4 separate regions of the Homo sapiens genome follow, and all the other regions are linked to region 1. The links are chromatin contacts, found by Hi-C or POLR2A ChIA-PET in ENCODE. All regions are on one chromosome and are shown on one strand. The core of a region is the stretch at or near the end of the contact, and the rest is flanking DNA. Distances in the headings are between cores, read along the strand shown. Region 1 holds the start of PARP16 (poly(ADP-ribose) polymerase family member 16). Region 2 holds the start of DENND4A (DENN domain containing 4A). Region 3 holds the start of PIF1 (PIF1 5'-to-3' DNA helicase). Region 4 holds the start of SPG21 (SPG21 abhydrolase domain containing, maspardin).

Evidence for each region. A loop is a pair of places that touch in the nucleus more often than their neighbours do. ChIA-PET counts read pairs that join two places held with the same protein, here RNA polymerase II (POLR2A). Pooled maps may share reads with other maps.
Region 2: a pooled map shows a loop between it and region 1 (5-fold over the local background). The contact joins the promoter of DENND4A here to the promoter of PARP16 in region 1. A Hi-C loop is called at or near these places in 1 of 37 single-sample maps with no recorded cell type and 7 of 50 pooled maps. POLR2A ChIA-PET finds 5 or more read pairs at or near these places in 2 of 52 experiments (activated CD4-positive, alpha-beta T cell and activated T-cell).
Region 3: a loop to region 1 is called in a map of OCI-LY7, with 3 times the contacts of the local background. The contact joins the promoter of PIF1 here to the promoter of PARP16 in region 1. A Hi-C loop is called at or near these places in 4 of 168 maps with a recorded cell type or tissue (GM12878, OCI-LY7, naive thymus-derived CD4-positive, alpha-beta T cell and 1 more), 8 of 37 single-sample maps with no recorded cell type and 14 of 50 pooled maps. POLR2A ChIA-PET finds 5 or more read pairs at or near these places in 6 of 52 experiments (Caco-2, GM12878, HCT116 and 3 more).
Region 4: a loop to region 1 is called in a map of CD4-positive, alpha-beta memory T cell, with 15 times the contacts of the local background. The contact joins the promoter of SPG21 here to the promoter of PARP16 in region 1. A Hi-C loop is called at or near these places in 5 of 168 maps with a recorded cell type or tissue (CD4-positive, alpha-beta T cell, CD4-positive, alpha-beta memory T cell, CD8-positive, alpha-beta T cell and 2 more), 7 of 37 single-sample maps with no recorded cell type and 18 of 50 pooled maps. POLR2A ChIA-PET finds 5 or more read pairs at or near these places in 9 of 52 experiments (B cell, WTC11, activated B cell and 5 more).

The regions. Positions count from the first base shown.
Region 1 is chr15:65,285,506-65,288,243 of GRCh38, reverse strand. It overlaps PARP16 (poly(ADP-ribose) polymerase family member 16), which reads left to right and starts at 1,361. Exons shown (of 6, transcript NM_001316943.2): 1 at 1,361-1,991. The coding sequence starts at 1,818. SNORA24B (small nucleolar RNA, H/ACA box 24B) reads left to right here and starts at 2,653; the gene lies at 2,653-2,738. RefSeq lists an enhancer at 917-966 and a silencer at 1,117-1,676.
Region 2 is chr15:65,790,871-65,793,608 of GRCh38, reverse strand. DENND4A (DENN domain containing 4A) reads left to right here and starts at 1,316. Exons shown (of 33, transcript NM_001320835.1): 1 at 1,316-1,599. It overlaps LOC105370866 (a long non-coding RNA gene), which reads right to left and starts at 1,136. Exons shown (of 3, transcript XR_932372.2): 1 at 837-1,136. RefSeq lists enhancers at 620-1,239, 463-1,428 and a silencer at 1,430-1,759.
Region 3 is chr15:64,824,397-64,827,134 of GRCh38, reverse strand. PIF1 (PIF1 5'-to-3' DNA helicase) reads left to right here and starts at 1,488. Exons shown (of 13, transcript NM_001286496.2): 1 at 1,488-1,566. RefSeq lists enhancers at 1,226-1,355, 2,545-2,738.
Region 4 is chr15:64,988,516-64,991,253 of GRCh38, reverse strand. SPG21 (SPG21 abhydrolase domain containing, maspardin) reads left to right here and starts at 1,340. Exons shown (of 9, transcript NM_016630.7): 1 at 1,340-1,589. RefSeq lists enhancers at 907-966, 1,007-1,076, 1,132-1,631, 1,632-2,133 and silencers at 1,147-1,636, 1,757-1,806, 1,609-1,903.

The DNA.
Region 1 (2,738 bases), core at 112-2,611:
GAATATTATCACTATGATTCTCATATCATATGTGACAAATATCTTCAGATAAGCAAATTTTATATATCCACCCAACAAACAATTCTTGAGGCCAAGGAGGTATCAGAGGGTGGCTTTTGTCTAAGGGCCTGCAATGAAGAAGAGGTGGAATGAGAGATGGTTCCCTGGTCTCCTGACCCACTCCAAGCTCTCCCTTCCTGGGGTCTGAGCTTCAGAAGCCACCTTAGAGTTCCTGGGTCCTATGAGAACCCCCATGGCTTTTGAAGCACTAGGGGCCTTGTGGTTCTAGGCCTCAGAGCAAACAGATTTGATGTGGGCTCCTGGGAGCAGCCCCCAACCTTTACCTGGCAAAAGAAGATGGGAAGCTCTGTGGTGTCTGGGGGACCAGTCTTCGCCCTACCTCCCGAAGTCATAGATGCAATCCAATGGCATGGGACCACCTCTCCTCTGAGTCCAGGGCCCAGCACAGCCTGGATGCAGAAGGAGAAGTTTCTTCCTCAGAAGATCCTGCAGGGTAGGAGTGTGTGCGGTGTGTTGGTTTAAGCACAATGGTCTGTGTTTAGATTTGCATGTGACCATGAGGTCACACTTTGGGGTTTTCTCTAATGAAGGTTCTGAGTAGGGAGAGGGGATGGGAGTCTAGTCCTTACCCTCCAGCAGAGTTAAGTCAATGCCCCTCTGCTCTCCCCCAAGCTCCCTGTCAGAGAGGTCTCCCAAGGAGGATCTTGGGGCATTTGAGGCCAGAGACTTAAGCAATTCAGAGAATTCTGGAGGCTGAAAAGCAGAGGAAAAGTCTTTTGGTTTTCCAAAGATCTCGGTGTGAATCCTAGATTTACCCATCTGGCTGTGGGATCTTGGGCAAGCATTGCAGCACTCTAAGCCTCAGTTTCCCTGGGTGTTAAATGGCTCCTTCTGTGCAGTTTTGGAGGGAAAAGATTCAAGAGAGACAATAGGTAGCATTAATACCCCAAGGAAGAGAGGTAGGCTCAGTCCGCAGAGCTGGGACAAAGACAAGTACAGGGGCGGGTCGAGAGGGTGCCCACATCAATTTCTACCAGGGCTGCTGCTGCTGTGAGGATGGCTGGCAGGGGCGTGGGCGACGTCGCCCGGCACACACTGGCGGCGGCAACTCTCGTAGCTGCGGGTGATCGGGGTCTGGGAGGGGCGGGCACAACCCGTACGGTGGAGCTGGCTGGGGCGCGAAGGGGCGGGCCCTCGGCTGGGCCGGGCGGAGCGCGGCGGCGGGAGGGGAGGTAGGCCGGGCAAGGCAAGCGGACGTGAGCTGCAGGCGGAAGACAGGTGGCGCCGCGGGCAGCTTGGCGAGAGGCGGGACTTCGGCGGCGCGGCGGGAGGCGGGGCAGGAAGGCGCGCGCGGCGCAGCAGCCTCGCCCGTCGCGGAGAGTGGGCTCTGCCCGCCGTCCCCCGGGGGCTGCTTCCCGCCCCAGGCCTCCGCGGAGGACACGTGTCAGCACGTTCCCGCGGTTGTCATTCCATTGTCATAGCCCTTCCCCTAGGCCGGGAACCCCTCCCCCCCACCAGCCCCAGTTCCTTTATCCCTGGGCCCAACCTCCCCGCCGACCCGCGGTCCAGGCCTCGGTCTCTCTCTTCGGCGGCGAGCCGCGGCCCAGACCCCGGCAGAGGACACTTGTCGGCACGTTCTCACCCCTGTCATCTCAGCCCCCTGCCTAGCTCCACCCCAGGCTTGGGAACCCGGCCCCTGACGGCCCATTGTCCGCGGGCCCAGCCCCCGCGCTGAACGCACGCTCGCCCTTGCCCCTAACCAGCGCGTCTACCCCGGCAACGCGCAGTGACCTGGGATGCAGCCCTCAGGCTGGGCGGCCGCCAGGGAGGCGGCGGGCCGCGACATGCTGGCCGCCGACCTCCGGTGCAGCCTCTTCGCCTCGGCCCTGCAGAGCTACAAGCGCGACTCGGTGCTGCGGCCCTTCCCCGCGTCCTACGCCCGCGGCGACTGTAAGGACTTTGAAGCCCTGGTGAGTGTGCTTTGTCCTGGCGCTGCCCACTGCGTCCTGGACCAAGTGCCCTGTGGAACCACAGGTAGAGGCAGTTCCATCCGCATTAGTAAACATGACAGCCGCCAGACTTTCCATTCCCAGCTTGGTCTTGCCTTGCCTTGGGGAAGGTTTCCATGAGCTAAGAACACTGCTAACACCCTCATGTCAACGCTCACTCCCAAGGCACTTGGTGGCTGCTTCTCTCCTGTCAATGACAAATGACTCCGAGGACTGAAGTGAGGAATAGTTGCATAGTCCTCCACAGATTTTCTAGCCTGGCCAGGAATAGGGTTGATGTGAATCAGCTGTTTTGCTTAGCTAGAAAGTTATCCATCCTTTTGCAAATAATTAGACACCAAAAAGTCACCAAAGCCGCCCAGACATTGGTCTTCAGATGAGGTGATCTATGGGCAGTACTTTTATAAACTGTAACATCCAGTACATATGTAAGCTGTTATTTCTCTGATTCACCAGGCACTTTTTTTGCAGAGTTCACCTCTGGGTCAGCATTCAAGATATCAGTTATCCTTATAATCCAAATGTTTGGAATTGCCTAGAAAAATATAACTTACCAAAATCGATTCAATAAAAAGCAGAAAATTGAAATCGCCAATAGCTGATATTCATTAAAGACACTGAACTCCATGTATCTTTGGGACCTGTCAAGTGTGGCAGTCTCCCTTCCTTGCCATGGAAGAGCATATTCTTGTTTACCAGCAAAGCTGT
Region 2 (2,738 bases), core at 67-2,566, 510 kb before region 1:
TGCTCTGTCACCCAGGCTGGAGTGCAGTGGCACAATCTCGGCTCACTGCAGCCTCCGGCTCTGGGGCTCAAGCGATCCTCCCACCTCAGCCTCTCAAGTAGCTGGGACCACAGGCGCACGCCACCACGCCCGGCTAATTTTTTGTATTTTTGGTGGAGACAGGGTTCTCGCCATTTTGCCAGGCTAGTCTTGAACTTCTGAGCTCAAGCTGACCCTCTTGCCTCGGCCTCCCTAAGCGTTGGGATTACAGGCATGAGCAAAGGCGCCTGGCCTCAGTTATTTTTCTAACCTTTATAGCATGTTTCCCCTTAAAATGTGCTTAAGTACTTTTTTATTGTCCCTCTTCTCCCACTAAACTGCAGTTTCCTGAAGGCAAAGGTTTTCTGTTTCCCTCACCACTGTGCACCCTCTGTATGGATGTTTGTTGACTGAATGAATGAATACAATGAAAGAACTGGAGGTAGGAAATAAAGTTGTAAACTTGGTTAGTAAAAGGCTATGCAATTTAGGAAAAGTTGACTTTAAAGCAGAGGGATTTTGGGGGTCCTGTTTCTTCTTTCATTTGTCCATGGAATAATGTCTAACATTTATTGAGTACTTTCAAGCACTATACTAAGTACTTCACAGGTACTATAGAATTTAACTCCCGAGCAACCCCATGGGGGTAATCAAGCTTTATTAACCTCATCTGTCAACAGCCATCAATGGTGGAGAGCCACAGTCAGGTTTAAGTAGGCCGTATCCAATTAATCCAAAGTAATCGACACCCCGTCAGTCAACAATAGCTGTTTCATCAACGTACTTTTCGGAGAAACCCCCTGAATTCCCCGCTTTACCTTTCTATCTTGGGACCGAAACCTACTCGGCGGTTGCTAACCCTTAAGGGAGTTTCCTGGAGAATGTGAGCACCCTTGGTGGAGGAGCAGCAGCTGCTCAGATCTAGCAAGTCTGAGACGAACCGAGCAAGGCAATCTCAGGACTCCCAGAGTGCCGGGGAGGAAGGAAGAAACAGGTCAGTTGGCGCGAACTGGATTCTTGTGCCTCTGGGTGACGAAAGGTGAAGGGATTGTACGCTTCGCCCACGCCAGCCTGGGGCTCGGGATCTCCTGACCCGACGGGGAACCACGGTGCGTTTCCCCAACTACACCGCACGTCACGGACTAAGGCGACTTAGTCCCGCCCACCTTCACCGCCCCATTATCAGTTTGGCGCTAGGACCCCACGACCCTCAACTCGGCCCTCTCCTCCCACTCGGGCCAGATCCGGCCTTCGATTGGTGCTCGCGGGCGTGATTCCCGCCCCCGCCCCTTCCGTCATTGCCAAGATGGCGCCGGTCGCGGTGGCCGCGGAGGCTAGAGTCGGAGAAAGAGGCGGAGGCAGTGGCGGCCGCGAGGGGAGGGGGAGTCCCGTCTGACTGAGACGGCAGGCCTGGGCGGGCGGGCGGGGGTGCCGCGAAGGGCGGAGCGCCGGGCTGGGGATGAGCTAAGCGGGCTCAGAGCGCCGCGGCATTCAGCCCCTCGTGTTCCGCTACCGCGCGTGCGGGATTCCGGCGCCGCTCTCCGAGCTCGATCCGCTGCTCGCACGGGAGCCAGCTGGGTGGTGAGTGCGGGGGCGGCGACCCGGGCAGCGGTGGCAGGTGGAGCTGTCACGGCCCGGAGAGGTGACAGCCGGGGGCGCGGGAGCGGGGCGGGTGGGTTCGGGGAGGAGGCACGGATGGCCGAGATCTCCGCCCGAGAGCTCCTGAGATCCGGGAGGTGCTCCGCGGCTCGGTCCGCCCCGGGATGGCGCGGCGGTGCTGAGAGTAGCACCCGCGCCTCTGCGTCGGACGCGTGGGGGGCTCCTGTGTTTTCATTCCAGATTTTCTATTCCAGGCTGGCCTGGGGCTGTTGTTATTTGGGAGTGGGGGCGGGGAGGGGGAGGTCCTGGATCTGGGATTTTGACAAGCCCGTTACGTAAGTCGGAGGTGGCTTCCCGGAATCCCACCTGCTCGGTATCTGAGACAGGCGGCGGGGGGAGCCCGGGGTGCCTGCAGGCCCACTTTTCCTCCCAGGGTCTGTTCAGCCTTCCCCGGCCCGCGGGCACGGGTTCTGCGTGAGCGCGGCCAGCGTCCAAGTTGACCAGTTTTTTTTCTAGTCTTTTTGGGGGGGTGTGTGGTGGGGGAAGGGAACTGTTCCTGGTTACCACCATTCCCTTTGAAGTTTATTGTTTTCTGGAGGTGGGGGGCAGGAAAAACAGTAAAAAGCTTGTGACCTAAAATTGGGTCGCAGCGACAGCTTTTCATTATCGTGCTTTTAAATGACAGATGTGCTGGAAGATTGTTGTTGTTGTTCCAATGTGCTTTTAATTCAAACGTATGGTTACGCCTAGAACCGTAGAGAGAGGTTTTTGTCTTATAGGACAGTTATTTCTTGTTTGCAACAGCAGGACAGGCATCAGTCAACAGGCATGTATTTATTTGAGGAGAAAACGCGTGTCAGCCAGCTAGAGACCCGTGAGGGCAGAAATTGTATTACTCTGTGAATATGTTATTCTTTAAAATGTATTATACGTTAATGAAAAGAATAGCCCGAATGTAAAAGAAGTCTTAGAAGATTACAAGCTGTTATTTGGTGTGTATATAGTCTCCTTCTATTTTCTGTTTACCCTAGTATACCTCTTCTCTCCTTGGGGGAGGAGGTGGAGACACCTGTAAACAGCGTAGCCCCGGTTACGCTAATCTATTGTAGTACATTTGGGAT
Region 3 (2,738 bases), core at 239-2,738, 460 kb after region 1:
TTCATTCTTTCTTTGCTTTGATGGGCATTTTGTCCAATTCTTTGTTCAAAACGCCAAGAACCTGGACAACTTTCAGTCATCACCCTCTACCGCTAACAGACTGGGAGCAGTGTGGTGTAGTAGCTAAGCCCCATGGAGTGATTAAGCGAGCAGGTAATCTGGGTTCAATGTTTGGTTTTGCTCTCCATATCAGCTATGTGACCTTCAGTAAAATCTCTGGAAGCCTTGCTTTTTTCTCATTTGAAAAATAAGGTCCGGGCTCATGCCTGTAATCCTAGGACTTCGGGAGGCCACGGTGGGTGGATCGTTTGACCTCCGGAGTTCGAGACAAGCCTGGGAAACATGGTGACATCCCGTCTATACGAAAAAAAAATTATATATATATATGTGTGTGTATATATATATATGTGTGTGTATATATATATGTGTGTGTATATATATGTGTGTGTATATATGTGTGTGTGTGTGTATATATATATATATATATATATATATATATATATATATATAAATTAGCTGGGTGTGCATCTGTAGTTCCAGCTACCTGGGGGGCTGAGGCGGGAGGATCACCAGAGCCCAGGAGGCGGAGGTTGCAGTGAGCCACGATCGCGCCACGGCAGAGGTTGCAGTGAGCAGAGATTGTGCCACTGCACTCCACTACAGCCTGGGCGACAGAGTGAGCCCTAAGAAGGAAAAAGGAAAGGAAAGGGCAATTTAATCCATGGTAGTTATCATTATCTGTAAAATGAGGTAGCCAGACTCACCTGTAAGATCCTTTCCAGCTATGTAATTCCAAGCTTCAATGAGATAATAAAGATGATTAAAAGTAAATTCTTTCAGCATCCTGTGCAAGAAGAGGGATACAATTTCCCTGAAGACAGAGACTCTACTCGCTTCCGCTGTACCCTCTGGCACGTGGCACAGGTCTCAGAGTTTCTCACTCATGGGCCTCAGGTGGGTGAGAGAGCCAAAGCGTAAAGTCCCTTACAAAGGCAGAGAAGGATGTAGAGTTGGGGGCGGGGGAGGGATTGGGCAGGCCTTGGGGTGGTCTGCCCAGAACTGGACAATGGTACTGTGAGTGTAAACAGGGGTGTGAGAGTCCAAAGGCAGATCTTCCCCAAGGCTAAGCCCAGCCTCTGTGTGCGGGCTAGAGGGGAGAGGGAGTGTGCTGGAAGGATGGTTCTGAAAATAAATCTTCGGAGTCGCGTAGGGTTTTCAGACCCGACACCACGCGCCGCCGGGTGGCTGCCGCAGCGGCGGCCTCCTCCCACCACGCCCAGCCGTCCACTGGATTTGGTATGCTCAGCCACCACCATAAACCTCCTTCCTCTAGCAGGCAATTGGTACAGCCCAAGCTCCTGGAGTAGAGACGCAAAGAAAGACACGCCCATTGTTACGCCCCTACCTCTGAGTGGCTGGAGAATTTAAAGATCCAGTCGGTGATTGGGTGATTTTCTGCCTCTAGCATTTGAAAAATTTCTAGTTTCGGAGCTTAGCCACAGGCCGGCTACGATCTGCTTGTTCATCTGAGTGTCGGCACAAGTGAGTGTCTGCCCGAACCCAGAGGTGGGGAGCAAAGAGCCTGATTTATCTAGGGGTTTCCGGCGGGAGGGTGCAAACAAATGGGTCAGCCTGAGGGAGCACGGCTTCTAGGGTCCCAGGGTCCCCCGCGATTTCCCTAGCCGAATATTTTCCACCTCGTCCCCACCTTGGTGGTGGGAAGCGCGAGGGCATGGGAATCACACTGACTTTGACTACTAGCCGCTGTGGCTTATGAAGGGCAAGTGAGTTTCCCTCTCTTAGCCTGTTTCCACGTCTGTACACGGGGAAGAGTGAGACCTGCCCGCTGCATATAAGCCAGTGAATGTACCTACAAGGCAGAAGTCGCTTATTACACGGCAGCCCTCTTTGCATCTCCCCACGGGCGATTCTCCTGCTTCCTGGGGAGAGTACTCTGAGGATTCATGTGCTCGCCCTGGGTCTCGGGGAAGGAGGATTCTTTCTGCGCAGGGACCCCTGTTCTAGTGAGGTCCTTGCAGGACACCTGAGGCTCCCTAATCCTCGGTGCCCATCCGCCGCTCTGGAAATTGTTGTGTAGCACGGTGTGTGTGTATATGTGTGTGTGTGTGTGTGTGTATATATATAGAAATTGTATATATATTGTGTGTATATATATATAGAAATTGGATATATAGAAATGGAAATTGTGTAGCAGGGTGCGTGTGTGTATATATATATATACATATATATACACACACACACACACATATATATAATGTATGCATATGTATGTATTTATATGTATGTATTTTTTTTTTAATTAGAGGGTGTCGCTATGTTGCCCAGGATGGTCTCGAGTTCCTGGGCTCAAGCGATCTTCCTTCTTCAGCCTCCCAAAGTGCTGGAATTACAAGCGCCCGCCACCACGCCCGGCTAATTTTTGTATTTTTAGTAGAGACGAGGTTTCACCATGTTGGCCAGGCTGGTCTCAGAACTCCTAACTTCAGGTGATCCGCCCACTTTAGCCTCCCAAAGTGCTGGGATTAAAGCGCGAGCCACTGCGCCCGGCCCAGGGCATATTCTAAGGGTGGATTTTCGGTTAGCCCAAAGCCCTTTCTCCGTCTTTGTGACCTCTTTGTGTTACCAGTGACAGTCCTCGTGATCTTGTGTAGCCTTGACCCTGCTCCCTGTCACGTCCTTTATAGCACCCATTACGTCCCCTATAGCACCCATTACGT
Region 4 (2,738 bases), core at 91-2,590, 300 kb after region 1:
TTTTGTACAGACAGGGTCTCCCAGGTTGCCCAGGCTAGTCTCGAACTCCTGGGCTCAATCAAGCGATCCGTCCACCTTGGCCTCCCAAAGTGCTGGGATTACAATCAATATACATTTAGTACCTATTATTTATGGGCTAATCATGTGCTAATGGACTGGTGGAATCACTCTATTCCCTTTGCTCTAGATTGAAGCTTCGAGACCACCTGGGAAAATAGACAACTAATGTAATGAATATCCATAACCAGTTTCAGAGACAACCAGTAGTTTGCAAGTTATTCCACCCATTAAACGATTCCAAATGTTGGAGAAAAGGCCCCCAACTTAAAATACTCCACGGAAACGTGCTCTATACATCTATGTGGTGCTTACAATAAAAGATGAATTCCTGCGACTGAGTTGCAACCCCGAAAGAAATGATTTAGAGAAAAAAAGAAAGAAAGAAAAAGGTAAGTATGTCACCGTGCTTTTGGAAAATGCTTTTGGGATTTGTCCAAGTTCTAGAGTGGAACCCAAGGCTCCTGGGCCAGGGGACAGAAGTGATAACTAAGTAGGATGCAATTTAGTTGGAATCTTCCCTGACCTTAATCCCATAAACAGTTGCCTAGGTAAAGGCAAAGTCTACAGGCCCTAAAACAGGGTACAAGCTTTCCCTAAAACATATTAGAGAGAGGCACTTTCAACAGGACCTTGTTGCAGGATCCCTAAAAAAAAAATTCAAAACAAGGAGATTTACATGTTATTCACCTTATCATAATTTCAGAAATATTTTACTAATAAAAAAGGAGTCGTGAAGTCTGGAACACCTTAAGACGTGACGTCTGCAACACCTTAAGAACAATGATTACAAATGTATTAATATTCTCTCTGATTTTAAGGGAAAAGTGATGAAGGAACAGGAAGATGGGTGGGCGTATGTTCCCAGAAATCCCCAGAACGTCAAAAAGGAAGCGGAGGCTTTGAGTGGAGGACTACGGAGAGCGTCTACGGTTGTGCCAAAGGAAAAAAAATGTTCCTAAGAAAAGAGTATACAAAGTTGTGTTCATCAAAGTCTGGAACCCAAAGGTGTCCCTCCAAAGCTGTACACGACAGAGAAAACGCGAACTGAAAGAAGAAGCAGGTCCCAAGGGGCCAGGCGCCTCCTCCACCTCCTCCTCCTCCTAGGTACGTAGGGCAGAACTAAGGCTGACCCAGACGTAACTCAGCCCTCTCCTCACGCCAGCCGCAGCCAAGCATCCCACGGAGCCTCCCCCCGCGCCCGTCGCCGTGGCGACCGCCGGGGCCACGCAGCACCGCCCCTTCCTCGCGACGTGGCCCCGCCCTCTGAGAACCCGGAAGCGGGAGTCTCGCGCCAGCTGAGCGGCGGTCGGGCGGGGGGAGCGCGGCGGCCCAAGCTCGCTCGGCCACGCGCCCCGCCCCCTCAGAGGCCGGCCTCCCGCACGCACCGCGCAGCCTGCTGTGCCCGTGGGTCCCGAGTGCTCCGCCGCCCGCCCCGACCCGGGCCCAGCCGCCTCCACGGCCCGCGCTCGTACTGGAGCGAAGAGCGGCCTCCTGAAGGAGGGGAAGGGACGTGGGGGCGGCCACGGCAGGTGAGGGTGGGCGAAGCCCTGGGAAGCGGCTGGGTGTGCGGTATGCGGGGTTGTAGGTGTGTGTGTGTGGCGCGTGGCTGCCTTGGTTGGTGTGACTTTGTGAGTGTGTTCTGAGTGGGCCGGTCCATGTGACCACGCACGTGATCACGTGCCCTTGTGAGTGTGTGTCTGGGGCCGAATCTGGGCTGTGGGGTGGTCGGTGTGCTTGTGACCCTGCCTTTGTGTGGCTGTCACCGGTGGGACTGGCGGGGAGCTGTGTGTGAGTCTCCAGCGGGAGGTGGGGGCGGCACAGGGCTTAACCGGGGCATCCTCCTGTAAACCCATCCTGGGGCTACACGACTGCAGCCCAGGAACATTTCTTTCTTTCTTTCTTTCTTTTTTTTTTTCTCAGCAAACTTTTAAGAACTGTGAGCAGAGGCCAGTAATTTTGGAGACAGGACCTCGGCCTGAAAGTGATAGATGTCTTTGTTGTTACTGAGTGTGGGCCAGGTGTAAGGTTTGTAAACGGGGGATGAGGAACAGAGCGGGACCGGAGTGTCTCATTTTTCCTCTTCTCGTTTTCCTGGGGAGTTATAAGTTAGACATTTATGCTGCTTCCTTTGTCTCCACCTACACTGGTTCAGCTCCTTTTGGCACAAAGATTCAACAAATTAAGGAGTAACTTTTTTTTTTTTTTTTTTTTTGAGACGGAGTCTCGCTCCGTCGCCCAGGCTGGAGTGCAGTGGCGCCATCCCAGCTCACTGCAAGCTCTGTCTGCTGGGTTTACGCCATTCTCCTGCCTCAGCCTCCCGAGTAGCTGGCACTACAGGCTCCCGCCACCACGCCCGGCTAATTTTTTGTATTTTTAGTAGAGACGGGGTTTCACCGTGTTAGCCAGGATGGCCTCGATCTCCTGACCTCGTGATCCGCCCGCCTCGGCCTCCCAAAGGGCTGAGATTACAGGCGTGAGCCATCGCGGCTGGCCACTGAGGAGTAACTTAATAGCTGTGTCCAAATTCCAAAAGCTTTTTTCCCAAGAGCATGAGAAGAGATGTCACAGATGTCAGGTAGGCACCTTTTCCTCCTGTAAGGTTTAGAGATAATGCAATGAAGAAAAGAGGGATAGATCTCCCCTGAAGAGATCTAAGAAAAGGATAGCTGTGTACTTCT